Linked DNA regions of Homo sapiens: region 1 is linked to region 2. Evidence: chromatin contacts called from ENCODE Hi-C or POLR2A ChIA-PET data. All regions are on one chromosome and are shown on one strand. The core of a region is the stretch at or near the end of the contact, and the rest is flanking DNA. Distances in the headings are between cores, read along the strand shown. Region 1 has its middle 22 kb from the start of WDR26. Region 2 has its middle 61 kb from the start of FBXO28.

Evidence for each region. Hi-C counts contacts between places; a loop is a spot of excess contacts on that map. ChIA-PET counts read pairs that join two places held with the same protein, here RNA polymerase II (POLR2A). Pooled maps may share reads with other maps.
Region 1: a loop to region 2 is called in a pooled map, with 2.4 times the contacts of the local background. The contact joins two enhancer-like sites. A Hi-C loop is called at or near these places in 2 of 50 pooled maps. POLR2A ChIA-PET finds 5 or more read pairs at or near these places in 3 of 52 experiments (A673, MCF 10A and activated T-cell).

The regions. Positions count from the first base shown.
Region 1 is chr1:224,454,739-224,458,862 of GRCh38, reverse strand. It overlaps a transcript of CNIH3 not described here. Among named protein-coding and RNA genes, the nearest start is that of WDR26, 22 kb to the right of the region's middle. Within about 2 kb of position 1,887, at least 32 of the 41 ENCODE cell types and tissues checked have a DNase peak (open chromatin) inside an H3K27ac peak, as active enhancers do.
Region 2 is chr1:224,050,838-224,054,548 of GRCh38, reverse strand. No RefSeq gene overlaps it. Among named protein-coding and RNA genes, the nearest start is that of FBXO28, 61 kb to the left of the region's middle. Within about 2 kb of position 1,573, at least 2 of the 41 ENCODE cell types and tissues checked have a DNase peak (open chromatin) inside an H3K27ac peak, as active enhancers do.

The DNA of each region.
Region 1 (4,124 bases), core at 638-3,137, 400 kb before region 2:
CAGGGCCTCTCCTAACTGTGGACCAAACAGGCACTGGGAGACCCCACTGACACTTTCCCTGAATACCTCGCATCTTCCTCTGAGCACTCAGCTACCCAGTGTGTCTGATACCCATGGTGATTTGGGTATGTGGGTGGATCCAAGCAAGACAAAAGTTTGCTGTTCCTGAACACACACTTGAAAAGTGGTAAGGTCTCAACAAATTCATAAAAGTGAGTTCAGTATGTTATCATTAGGGGGAGTAGTAGGAAAGTGGTAGGAGGTCTGTTCAACAGTGGAAGGTTGGAATCAGACAGTAACAGCCACAGAGAAGGTAGTCAAAGGGTGGTTGCTGTCATCAGACCAGGCTCTCCTGCCCACCAACCGCAGGCCACAATCCCAGCCCTTCTCTCTGATGTCAGGAGCTGGGGAGCATCTGCCTTGCCAAGCCTTGTGCGATCGGCTCCTGGCAGCCTCACACCTGGTAGGATGAGGGACGGGGAGTGAGCCAGAGCCCCTCTGCTAAGCATAACTTTGGTAAGTGGGCAGCCTGCCCCTGAAGAATCAATACTGACAGAGCACTGCTGCCTTCCCTGCTGACCACACAGGGACTACGGGACCTTTCTCGGCTTTGGCACCCTAGCCACACGATGCCCCAGAACCAGTTTCTACTCAGCTCTGGGCTCTCCCACCACTGTCAGTGAATGAGATCAGAGTGAATCCAGCCGTACGTCACTCCTTAATACATTCAAAAGCACAGAGGACGTCCCTGGATGCAAAATCAGGAGAGGGTAGGAGCCCTGGAAGGGAATATCCTGCCCAAGTGCAGTACTTCACTATAATTATTACAGTAATACACTATTTCTGTTTAAGACCATTTCAAAGGGCACTAACTGGCATAAAGTAAAATAAGTCTGCTTCCTCCCCACACCTAGCTGCACTCTCTAGGGACCACCATGTATAGCTTCTGGTATACCTTTCAGAAATTTTCTATCCTAGTGTATTCTGTTGAATGCATGTGCAAGGATTTTACTTATAGATCATTCAACTAACAATAATCACTAATTTATAAAATGCATATTATTGACACTGACATTGGAGGTGGAAAAACAACTAAAAATGATAAAAGTGAACGTTTAATTCTTCCAGAGTGCAGTTTTTGAAATGACCACCAGGTGTCAGAGTTATCAACAGTAATCCCCAAATTACGACTGGAAAGTTACAAGAACAGAAAAGTGCCTGGCTGGAAATGAGACCGCGAGATTCCTCCCTTAACAGGATTCCTTGGCCCTTTGGCCCAATATTTCGTCTACTTAGTGTTGCAGGGAGGGAGGAAGGGAAGCTACAGACAAAAAAAAAAAAAAAAAAAAAATCCCCAGACCACAGATTCCCATTCAGTTGGGTACCCTTTGATCTTTAGAGAAGCTCTGTGAAAGCACTGTTAAATTTTACATGGGAAATGTAAAGGCTAGGCAGAGTCAGTCCTCCTACAGCTGCAAGGCTACTTTTGGAAGCCAGAGCTATCTCCTTCCTTCAGTAGGGGCGGAGAACAGAAGAGGACACGGACACACACACACACACACACACACACACACACACACACACACAGAGAGAGAGAGGAGGGCTCAGCTACGGCCATCCTTGTTTTAAAAGGGAAAATCCAATTCTGTTTGTAGGAGCACCTCCTAGTTTACCACCACCATCTCTTACTCACTTCCCACTGACTCCTCACATGCACTTCCTCTACCAGGCCTGACCTGCCTGCTGTCCTGAGCTGCTGACCTAGAAACATTCGACCTCCATGCTTGAGAGCAGGGTGTGGACCGTCTCCCCTCGCCACATCCAGGCTGTCGTCCAGGGGCAGTTACACCACCCTTCCTCCAGGGCAGAGGCCTGAGCGGGGTGGCCTTGCTGCTCCCACGCCCTGGCACCACATGCCTAGCTCTTGTAGAGCCAACATACCATGGAGGGCTCCAGGCGACTCCCACACAAGCCTCTTCCTGTATCTTCTTGGATCACTGATACCTGCACTGGCAGACCAGGAGAGTGAAGCAGTTACGACAAGGCCTTGTGCAAGGAGGGCACGAGAATGGCACAAGTGGCTGCAGAGTGAGCTAATGTCTTCCCTGGGAGGGCACAGCTGAAGAGTGTCAAAAAGACAGGGGGAATCTTTGGCCGGGCACAGTGGCTCATGCCTGTAATCCCGGCACTTTCGGAGGCCGAGGTGGGAGGATCTCATGAGGCCAGGGGTTTGAGACCAGCCTGAGCAACACGGTACAATCCTATCTCTACAAAAAATACAAAAATTAGCTGGGTGTGGTGGCACGCACTTATTGTCCCAACTGCTTGGGAAGCTGAGGTGGGAGGATGGCTCGAGCCCGGGAGGTCCAGGCTACTGTGAGCCGTGACTGCACCACCGCACTCCAGCCCAGGCAACAAAGTGAGACCCTGTCTCCAAAAAACACTTAAAGAAAGAAAAGAAAGGGGAATCTTTACATGTCCCATTGGCACTTGTCTAGGCTGCTCCCTGGACCACATCTCATGTCTGAGCTATGGGGCTAGGGAAGGGATCAGACAGGATTCAGACCCCCTACACACTGGAGCTTTTTGTGGATGGAACGTTGCTATGCAGAACAATGCAGAGCTTGTGAAAAGAAGCAGGAGGTGGTGTGAGGAGAGGGGAGCAGGGAAGAAAAGAGTGCCCTCTTCATGGACCATATTATGCATGTTTCAATCCTACTTGAGATGTGACTTCCACGATTTCTGACAGATTAAGGTGACCTTTTTATGTGAGTTGAGTAACCACATCTGCTAAACTGGCACATCCCATATTCACCACATGAAGCAACAGTAATTACTTTAGTCACTATACACTTTAAATGCTATATATAGAGAATTTAAAATGATACACCTGTGGTGCCACAAATATAATGTCAGTTATTATTAAAACACTGGTAGTATTCATATTCAATATGACAATACACTATGTTTGATGTTTCAAACATAAGGTTCAAGCCAAATGCTTCATATAAAAATATCAAGGGGTAAAACAATGTTTATACCTGGACCACCATTCATTTACCATGACTGATATAGTAACTGTTGCTTTAATGTGGCCGACACAGGTTTGGCAACTGAGATTTTCCTCCATTATCTTATAACACATAAGGGGTACAGAACAGAAAGAACCTCTCATAATGCTATTCCTATTATATCCCCTTCCTGAGTAGGGTCAGACTAAGCCTTGGGCAGGGACCACCCAGCATCACCCTCATCTACACTGGGTGTGTCTACCTCAAGGAAGGGTTAATAATGGGCCTCCCCTCTGGGCACTGAACTCACTGTTTGGTGACATTTGGATAATCCTGGGTCTACTAGATTCCTGGTAAGTCAAAGAACATTCCAAACCTCTCCAAAGTCTTCCTATCAGTCACAAGTTCTACTTCATTAGGCCATTCAGATGGTAAGGGTTTCACAAGGCCAAGACAGACTTCACTGGTCTATGTGTATCCTGAGGATGGGGTGGTGAGAGGAGGAGGAGGGTGGATTCAGGCCCCCACCTCACTCATTCAAATACAGATGGTCCCTGACCTATGATGGTTCAGCTTACAATTTTTCAACTTTATGATGGTGTGAAAGCAATACACATTCAGTAGAAACCATACTTTGAGTACCCATACAACCATTCTGTTTTTTTACTTTCTGTACAGTATTCAATTACATAATATTCGACATTATTATATAATAGGCTTTGTGTTAGATGATTTTGCCCAACTGTAGGCTACTGTAGTGTTCTGAGCACGTTTAAGGTAGGCTAGGCTAAGCTATGAAGTTCTGTAGGTTAGGTGGATTAAATGCATTTTCGACTTACAATATTTTCTACTTACAATGGGTTTATTGAGATACAAACCTACTGAAAGTCAAGGAGCATCTCTGTACCTGCTTGCCACCACCCCCTCCAGGTTATTCATGCTTTAAGTAGGTGAGTCAGAGGAGGTGGGTGGTTATATTTGGTTTTGCCATGTGTATGGTATCCTAATGACAGTGACTCCTCCCTCTAGTTAATCCTTCCACAAGCGACTCCACCTCCAAGCCCTGCACTCAGCCAGGTAAAATGCCTAACTGAAAATCTCCGGTCTCTTCAC
Region 2 (3,711 bases), core at 324-2,823:
CTCTTTTCTCTTTCTAGAAATAATCCCAAACTTACAGCAGTGTTATGAAAAAAATTTCCACATTGCTTTACCCCAATTCTTAACATTTTGCCACATTTGCCTATCACTCCCTATGTTATTACTCTCTACGTATTCACATTACTTTTTTCCTAAATGATTGGTGCCCTTCTATGTCAAAATACTTTAGCAGAAATCTCCTAAGAACGTTCTCCTGCATAACTACATGTATTAGTCTGTTCTCAGGCTGCTATGAAGAATTACCTAAGACTGGGTAATTTATGAAGAAAAGAGGTTTCATTGACTCACAGTTCTGCAGGCTGTACAGGAAACATGACTGGGAGGCTTCAGAAACTTACAATCAGGGAGGAAGGTGAAGGGGAAGCAAGTGTGTTTTACCATGGTGAGGCAGGAGAGAGAGAGAGTGAAGGGGAAAGTGCTATGCACTTTCAAACAACCAGATCTTGTGATTACTCTATCACGAGAACAGCAAGGGGGAAGTCTGTCCCCATGATCCAATCACCTCCCACCAGGCCCCTCCTCCGACATGCAGGGATTACAATTCGACATGAGATTTGGGTGGGGACACAGAGCCAAACCCTATCACCGTGGCTCAATTAGAAAATTCAGGAAATTTAACCTAGATATAATATTGTTATCTAATATACAGTCCCTGTTCAAATTTTACCACTTGTCTTAATAATCTCCTTGAGATGACTCTTTAGTCTCCTTTAATCTGGAACAACTCCTCAGCTTTGGTTTATTTTTCATGACCTTGCTGTTAGGTGTGTAGGCCTGTAGTTTTAGAGACTGTCTCTCCGTTTGGGTTTGTTTCATGTTTTCTCATGATGAGATTCAGGCTATACATGAGAACATGGTGACAATAGCCGGAAGTGGTGGTTCATCCTTCCTGGGGCTGTACATCAGGAAACTCATAACTGTCAGTTTGTCCTGCTGTTGATGATGTTAATTATTTTCTGACGTTTTGATCGTTGACAAGCAGTATAAGAACCAGGGAAACAAAGAATAACCAATGTGTTGGAATCCAGTTAAGTGGAAGGACTTCTTAGGCGAGTGCCATGCATTACCTGAATTTTTTTGGTGTCTCTGTTTCCAAGTTTCCTTTTGGACACACCTTCTCATTTTCAATTTGTTTGGGAAAAGTAAATAATGATAGTACTGTGGCAAGATGAATTTAAGGAAGAAGGCTTTGAAACATCTCCTGACTAAGCCCAGGCTGGAGAAGATGGACTGAAGGGCTGGTGAAACCCCATCTTTGAGTAGCAGGTGTTAAGGTGGATGGGGTCATGAAGGGCATACTCTGGTCCTGGGACTTACCAAAGCCACAGGTGGACCCAAAGATGGGGAGGAGGGGCCTGATCCCCCCCTTAATGCCTTCTTTCATTCACATCCTGCATTCTAATGTACAACTGGTGCTTGCCATCCTGTTTCACACTTCTGGCCTTTACACAGGCATGCTGGTCCAAATGGATGGGAAGAGGAGGGACTCATGTTTTTTGAGCTTCTGCTGTGATCCACTCACTTTCATGACAAATAGATGAGGAATGGTCAGCTGAGTAATCAGGAAGTAGACCTCAGCGGAAAAGGGAATCAAACAAAAGCCCAGGGAGTCAGGTGTCAGTGTCCAGAAGTTCCTTTTGAAAGAGACTTTCCTTATCTTTTAAAATGCTTTTTACTTATTATTATTATTATTATTATTATTATTTTAGAGACAGGGTATACCTCTGTTGCCCAGGCTGGAGTGCGGTGGCGTGATCATAGCTGACTGCAGCCTCGACCTCCTGGGCTTAAGTGATTCTTCCATCTCAGCCTCCCGAGCAGCTGGGATTCATGCGTTTTTAATGTCATATCAGGACTTGTCACTTGGTGGGAGGGAGGGGGGAGCTGTCTTTCAGGCAGAGAGACCTCGCTGAGGGTACTAATAATAATTCTATCAAAAATAGACCTGAAATTAAATGCTGCTATTTTAATTACTCAAACTATCTCAAAGGATATTCAAGAGTTGACTGAATGATGGGAATAGTGTTCAATAATGAATGAGTCACTAAAAAAAGATAGTGAAACAAAACACATATTTGTCTTTGTGAATCAAACAGTTATCATTGTTATTGTTTAATAACAAAATATGTATATTGCCATGTTTCTGGAGAAGAATTAGAGGATGTGCTGAAGCAAAGGGATGGTTTTGACTATTTAAATGCTAAATCTTGCTCATTCACATGCAATAGTAATGAATTCTGCATGTGGCATTTTCAGAGGAAAGAAGATAGAGATATAGCTTGAGTATCCTTTATCAGAAATGCTTAGGACCAGAAGTGTTTCAGATTTTGGACTTTTTCAGATTTTGGAATATTTGCATAATGAGATATCTTGGAGCTGGGACCCAAGTCTAAGCATGAAATTAATTTGTTTCATATACATCTTATATACATAGCCTGAAGGTAATTTTATACAGTATTTTATTATTTATTTACTTATTGAGACAGGGTCTTGCTCTGTTGCCCAGGCTGGAGTGCAGTTGTGCAATCTTGGCACCTTGCAACCTCTACCTCCCTGCAACCTCTACCTCCCTGCAACCTCCACTTCCCTTCAACCTCCACCTCCCAAGCTCAAGGGATCCTCCCACCTCAGCCTCCTGAGTAGCTACAGGCGCACACCACCACGCCCAGCTAATTTTTTTATTTTTTATTTTTATTTTTTGAGACAGAGTTTTGCTCGTCGCCCAGGCTGGAGTGCAATGGCGCAATCTCGGCTCACTGTAACCTCTTCCCGGGTTCAAGCGATTCTCCTGCCTTAGCCTCCCCAGTAGCTGGGATTACAGGCACCCGCCATCACGCCGGGCTAATTTTTGTATTTTTAGTAGAGACGGGGTTTCACCATGTTGGCCAGGCTGGTCTCAAACTCCTGACCTCAAGTGATCCACCCGCCTCGGCCCCCTAAAGTGCTGGGATTACAAGCGTGGGCCACTGTGCCCGGCCAGCCTGGCTAATTTTTTTGTATTTTTGGTAGAGATGGGGTTTTGCCATGTTGCCCAGGCTGATCTCGAACTCCTGAGCTCAAGTGACCCACTTGCCTCGGCCTCCCAAAGTGCTGGAATTATAGGCTTGAGCTACTATGCCTGGTCTGTTTTATGCAATATTTTAAATAATTCTGTGCATGAAACAAAGTTTTGGCTGTTTTGACTGTGATCTGTCACTTGAAGGCAGGTGTGGAATTTTCCACTTGTGGTATCAGGTCAGCTCTCAAAAAGTTTCAGATTTAGGAGAATTTTGAATTTTGGATTTTTGGATTAGGGATGTTCAACCTGTTTTATGCTGATTGAATGTGAGAGAAGGCATGACTGAGGACCCTGGCAAAAATGAAGAGGAAGTAACAGGATTTGCAGGAAATAGTTATAATCTGTTAAGATACTTCTGTGTGTATGTGAAGCTAACCAATACATTGTGGTCAGTCTAGGTCCTATTTAGTTTTTCTTGCTGCAGCTGCCCTCCAGGAATCAACTGAGCTGTAATTTTCTGATATAGCCACCAGGTGGCCTTTAATTCCCTTGGGTGCCTGCAGGACAAGTCGAGCCGGCCAACTGGCCTGTCCCGGGTCCCAAGGTGGGTGGGGGCATTAGTAATTAATCCTGTCCTGGATATTCTTTCTTCTGCCAGTACTGACGTATTACTGTGCCCATCTGGTCCTCCTTGT